2 separate regions of the Homo sapiens genome follow, and region 1 is linked to region 2. A link is a contact called in ENCODE Hi-C or POLR2A ChIA-PET data. All regions are on one chromosome and are shown on one strand. The core of a region is the stretch at or near the end of the contact, and the rest is flanking DNA. Distances in the headings are between cores, read along the strand shown. Region 1 holds the start of NOL4L-AS1 (NOL4L antisense RNA 1). Region 2 overlaps NOL4L (nucleolar protein 4 like).

What was found. Hi-C counts contacts between places; a loop is a spot of excess contacts on that map. ChIA-PET counts read pairs that join two places held with the same protein, here RNA polymerase II (POLR2A).
Region 1: a map of HepG2 shows a loop between it and region 2 (2.5-fold over the local background). The contact joins the promoter of NOL4L-AS1 here to the enhancer-like site in region 2. A Hi-C loop is called at or near these places in 4 of 168 maps with a recorded cell type or tissue (CD14-positive monocyte, CD8-positive, alpha-beta T cell, HepG2 and 1 more). POLR2A ChIA-PET finds 5 or more read pairs at or near these places in 23 of 52 experiments (AG04450, B cell, CD4-positive, alpha-beta T cell and 17 more).

What each region holds. Positions count from the first base shown.
Region 1 is chr20:32,559,748-32,562,478 of GRCh38, forward strand. It overlaps NOL4L-AS1 (NOL4L antisense RNA 1), which reads left to right and starts at 1,346. Exons shown (of 3, transcript NR_199031.1): 1 at 1,346-1,432. All of the region lies in intron 1 of NOL4L (nucleolar protein 4 like), which reads right to left. RefSeq lists an enhancer at 2,123-2,731.
Region 2 is chr20:32,520,493-32,523,230 of GRCh38, forward strand. NOL4L (nucleolar protein 4 like) reads right to left here. Exons shown (of 11, transcript NM_001256798.2): 3 at 319-430. Among named protein-coding and RNA genes, the nearest start is that of NOL4L-AS1, 39 kb to the right of the region's middle. Within about 2 kb of position 1,404, at least 5 of the 41 ENCODE cell types and tissues checked have a DNase peak (open chromatin) inside an H3K27ac peak, as active enhancers do; they include CD4-positive, alpha-beta T cell, CD8-positive, alpha-beta T cell and natural killer cell, where a contact is called at or near this core.

The DNA.
Region 1 (2,731 bases), core at 96-2,595, 39 kb after region 2:
TGTAACGGGCCCCAGAAGGACACAGTCACCTCCGAGCTGGCTGCCGCCCTCCTCCCAGGCGTGGGCATCCCTCTCGCCTGAGTGGGCCAAGCTGTCCCAAGGGACCACGGCCAGCCCAGGCCTGCCCAGGCCCTGCCGCCCACGCGGCCTCCCTGAGCCGCCAGCAGGCCAGCAGTGTGGCCTGCCCTGGGAGACCAAGCCTCCCTCTGCCTCCAGGGTGGCCCAGACAAAGGCGGCGGTGTGCCCGGCCCCCTGGCACTCGGGCTGCCTTCTTGTCCTCCTCCTCCTCTTGCTCCAGGGCACTCGCAGAGGTTCTTTTCACAAAGGAGCTGGAGGATGGGGGGCAGGGCTGGGCAGCCCCAAGGCAGGGGAAGGGAGCACTGGTGAGGCCACGCCCTGCCAGGCCTGACTCCTCTCCCAGCCCCGTCACACAGGCACCCAGTGGGCACCAATCGTGGCCTGCTGAATAATGACCATTCTGAGTACTGAGTGTGGCCAGGGTGGGGCCCTGGCACACGTGGACACCACTAATCCTCCCGACAAGAGATGGGGTTTCACACTTAGGCTGAGGAGGGGAGCGTGTCAAGGGAGCTATTATTTCCCCAGTGTAGTCAAGAGGAAACTGAGGCTCAGAGAGGCCGAGCCACCTGTCTAAGGTCATACGGTTCAAAGTGGGACAAACTCACCCCCGACCCAGGTCTACCTGATTGCCACAGATGGCATGCTACCCGCTGCCCCAACTGTCACCTAACAAACAATTAATAATAAAAAGAGAAACAATGAACATTTAGCAAGCATTTAATATGTGGCAGGCACTGTGCCTAAGGCATTACCTATATTAAGTGATTTAATCCTCCCAACAACCCTATGAGGTAAGAACTGTTATTATATCCATTTCATAGATGAAGAAACTGAGGCTGGCAAGGTGGGGCAATGCACCAAAGGACAAACAGCAAGGATTTGGTGGAGTGGGTTTCAACCCAGCCCTCCAGAACCTGTGCGCCAAACCACAGTTCTATCCTGGACGGCTGGATGGGGGACGGACAGACTGACGGATGGGACTGATGATTGACAGCTCTGTCCCACCTGCACCAGGCCTGAGGCTGGGCACCCAGTAGGAGCTTAGCCAGCATCGGCCACAAGAACACTGGGCATTCTCACGCAGTGCCTGCCGGAGGGGCCTCATGTCCCCAGCAGGGCCGGAGCTTGGGGGCGGTGGGCAGTGTGCCTGGGCTGCTGGGGGGGCCCAACTCCCTCCCGAGCAGAGCCACGGCGGCATGACGGATGTGCCCGCCACCGCGGGGAGCCCAGGGTATAGCAGTTGCCTGGAAACAGGCTGCTCTCGCGGCCCACACTCAGACCTTTGTCACCATCTCAAGGACCTTTTTTTCCCTCTTCCTCCTTTCACGATGGAGCCAGACCCTGCACGCAGGTGAGAAACCGCAGCCAACCCCACCAGCAGCCCCCTGTCACCAGGGACCATGGGGGCCCTTGGGGCCTGGTTGCGGGTGGGGAGGTAGGTGGGTGCCGGGAGGATGAGGGGAACCTGCAGCGGGAAGTCAGCGCTCCACGGGCGGCCCAGCCGAGGCTTGGAAAAATCCCGACGCTGGAATGCTTCTCTCACTGGCTTTATTTTCCCCAAGCTTCCCTGACAAAAAACGAGGCTGAGTCCTTTTTCTTAATGGCGCAATACAAGAAGCATCAGCTTCCAGAGCCGAGGGTGTGCCCAAAGGATCTGGGCAGGGCTGGGCCTCTGGGGGGCCCAGAGCAGGGGACAGGTGTGGTGCCCCCAGCACAGCAGGCACTAATTGGCTCTCATGCCGGTGGCCCTGAGAGGGGATTAACTGGGCCCTGGGGAACTGGCTGGGGATGGGGCCACGCCCCAGCCAGGGTTGGGCTTGGGGACAGGAGTGTGGAGGAGCAACAGTGAGGACTCTGGGGTCACCCCAGCATGGGCCCAAATCCCAGCTTTGTCTCTTGGGCAAGTTATTTGTCTCCCCTGTGACTCAGTTTTCTCCTCAATGAATGGGGAGGACCTAAAAGGGTGGTTATGAGAATCAAACAATATAATTCGTGTAAAGTACCTAGCACATTAGCTGGGCATGGCGGCACGTGCCTGTAGTCCCAGCTATTCGGGAGGCTGAGGTGGGAGGATCGCTTGAGCTTGGGAGGTTGAGGCTGCAATGAGCCGTGGTCATGCCACTGCACTCCAGCCTGGGTGACAGAGTGAGACTCTGCCTCAAAAAAATAAACAAATAAATAAATAAAATATCTAGCATATAGCAAGTGCTCAATGAAAGACCACAGGCGCGCTTACTCCGAGGGCCATGGGGTGCCTGGCTCCAGGCATGCCGTCAGGACTATTTCATTCTCACCCTAAGCACTCAGGGAGGCAGGAAGTCCACAGTCCACTCACTGGCCATAGGCAGAACTGAGGCTCCAGGAGGAATGGCATTTGCCTAGTGACACTGGGGAGCATGAGATGTCAGATTGACTTCCACCCCCCACCCGCCCATCAGGCTTCCGGCTTCACTGTCTCAGCCACTATCTCAACCTCCCCGATTAGCAGTGCTGAACGCTGACCCTGAAAATCAGACCTCAACGCCGCCTGCCCCAAACATTCCTGGGCTCCCCAGTGCCCAGATAAAATCCAGGCTGATTTGCTGGGCACTAGAGGCCTGTGTGCTATGGCTCCGCCCACCTCAGGTTTAAATGACACTTCCATGCCTCT
Region 2 (2,738 bases), core at 154-2,653:
AACGGGGCAGGCTGGCCATTCCCAACTGGAATCCGGCTGGGAGGAAAGGGGCTGGCCGGGGCCTTGCAAGGCAGGGGAAACATGTTGTTCACTTTTTTGTTTTGTATGGTTGGTTTTTAAGTGAAATTTGAGATTTAAAAAAAGTTAAACGAAACAAAACAAGGCGCTTTGGGCAGCACCACGGACCCATACTGGCCTCTGGGACTAGCAACAACAGCTGCTGGACACTTTTCTGTGCCAGCAAAAGCTGGCGTCTTCAGGGACAGTCCACTCTTAGATGGCCCCCGCCCTAGCCCTCCAGCACGCCACCCCTGCTACCTTTGGGTTCCAGGCCATTGGAGTTAAAGTGCATCCTCTTCTGACACTCCGTACAGCTCATCAGGAACCGGGTCACGGCCTCTCTCGGGAGGAAGGCATAGGTCTCTGCGATCTGGAGGAGAGAAGAGCTTCGCTTGTTATATGGATCTGTGGGGAGGCAACTTGGCCATGGGGTCACCAAGGTCTGAGCTTTGGTGGCAGGTGCTTCGGCTCTTGCAAGGAAAGTCAGGGATTTGAGGAGCAAGGGACAGGTGTCCTGGATTCTCAGCTGTGGCAATGAGACAGTACTTTTGTGGAAAACCATTTGTTTTAAAAATCGCAATAAAGGAGGTTAAAAATTGAAAAAGCAAACCCTTTAAACATTATCTAGTCTTTAACCTATATTCTAATAAGTAACATTCCTCAGAACATTTTATTGCTGCTACAAAAAAATGGGCTTACAAACATTGCTCTAGCGTAGGGTGAGCAGTTCCCCTCTTAGAGATGGATAGACTGAGACCCACAGATAAATTCACTGCCCCAGGCCCATACACAGAACCAAAGGTCCTACAAGCCATCTCCTGTGATCACTGACAGGTCAAGAACCTTCTTAGGAAGAGCTGTGAAGGGCTAGTACCAGGCATCAGACTTTTCAAACTAGACAGGCTCTGCAGGACCCCCATGTTCCAGGCAACTATGGCTTGGAGAGGTGAGCTGACTCCCCAAGGTCACAAGGAATTTTCAAGGCAGTGCCAGACTAAACCCCATGTTCCAGGTCACACCACTCCACAGTTGCCTCCAGAAGGCCTCCCCTAGTTGAGGAGGAGGACAGGGATGCAGAGGGCTGGGGGAGAGACACAAAGAAGGGAGGGAACATGAAAAAAGGGCTGGGTGGGGGAGTGGGGAAGAAGTGGCTGTGGGCCTAGGTGTCCAGCCCTTTCCTCTTGCTCTGGGTTTTGGAAAAGCCACTGACCCTGATTTAGCTGTCTGGTGGGGCCAAAGAGTCCCTTCAGTCCCAGGTTCCCTGGGCTGAGACTGCCCAGTTACTGGTTTTCCATGTGCTTCCTGGAGCCTGGGTCCTCCCGCACCTCTCCACTAAGGGGCAGCATCACCCAAGCGTTCCGCTGTCCTCGCCGCAGCCCGCAGCCGGGCTGGGAAAGTTGGCCAAGGGTGAGGGGCTGCTCTGCGCTGCGCTTGGCCCCGCCTTCCCACAGCAACTGCAGGGGTTTGCTCCTTTAGAAATGCACGAATGTCCTTCTCCATCTCTGTGATGGCTGGAGGGTAGAGGTGGGCTAGGGCGGGGCTGGGGAGTGGAGTTGTGGGGGGATGCAGAAGGCTTGGGGTGTCCCAGGCTGTGGCTGGGCTCTTGGAGGACCAGCTCAGGCACAGCTTCCAGCTCAGCCCACTGGCAGAGTCCAGGGGCCACTCTTGCCAGCTGCAAATGCGAAGTTAATTTTGGTGACACAATTGTTATTTCTCAGCTGATTTGATGCTCTGTGGAGCAGGCAGGCTCCTTGATGAGTTATCTCCCTTCCAAATTCCCTGTCTGATTGCCTTCCTCTGGAGGTCAGGGACAAGGGCAAACCCCAGTGTCTCTGACTGGAGCAGCGGATGGGAGAGCAACATCAGGGATGCAGCTGGTCCTTGTCAGGTGTCAGGTCCGAGGGATGGGGCTTTTCTGCCATGCACACAGAGAGCTTCATCCCTAGCCCAGGCCAGGATAAATGTGGCCACCACTCTACCCCTGGAGAGGGAGCCATTCCTGTGCCCTCAGTAGGCCAGGCAGCAAGAAGGGCCCTGCCCATCCTGTGTGCAGCCCTCAGCAGAGCAGCCCAGGGCTGCCTGGAAGTCTGGGGGCACGTTCCTCTCAGGCCAGCTGGGTCTGGAGAGAGATGTCTGGCTGAAGGGTGGCAGCTGCAGGAGCAAGTGTGCAGGAGGGAAGGGCGTGTGCTAGGCAGAGCAGAGGGCTGTGGCTGACTTGGGCCGACAGATGCCCCTCGGCTCCCCTGAGACGTGGCACCCTAGGTCAGGCCTCAGGAGAGCTCAGTGGAGGGCCCGGGGGAGGGTTGCACAGTCAGCTGGGAGAAGAGGGCCAGGTCCCTACCATGAGGGCAGCCCTACTAAGCTACCCAAAGCTTGCCTGCTCACCTGCCAATGGGCAGAGAAATATTTTTTAAAGGGCTCAGGGGGTCCTCCTGGCCTGGCTGCTCTGCTGAGGGCTGCACACAGGATGGGCAGGGCCCTTCTTGCTGCCTGGCCAGCTGAGGGAATAGGAATGGCTCCCTCTCCAGGGGTAGAGTGGTGGCCACATTTATCCTGGCCTTGGCAGGGACCCCAGCAGTGTGCAAAGGCTGGCTGGCGTGCCACAGGGAGGGGAGTGCTGAGCACACACCTTCTGGCCCTGGGTCCCATTGATGGGTGGAAGGGGAGGATAGAAGGCT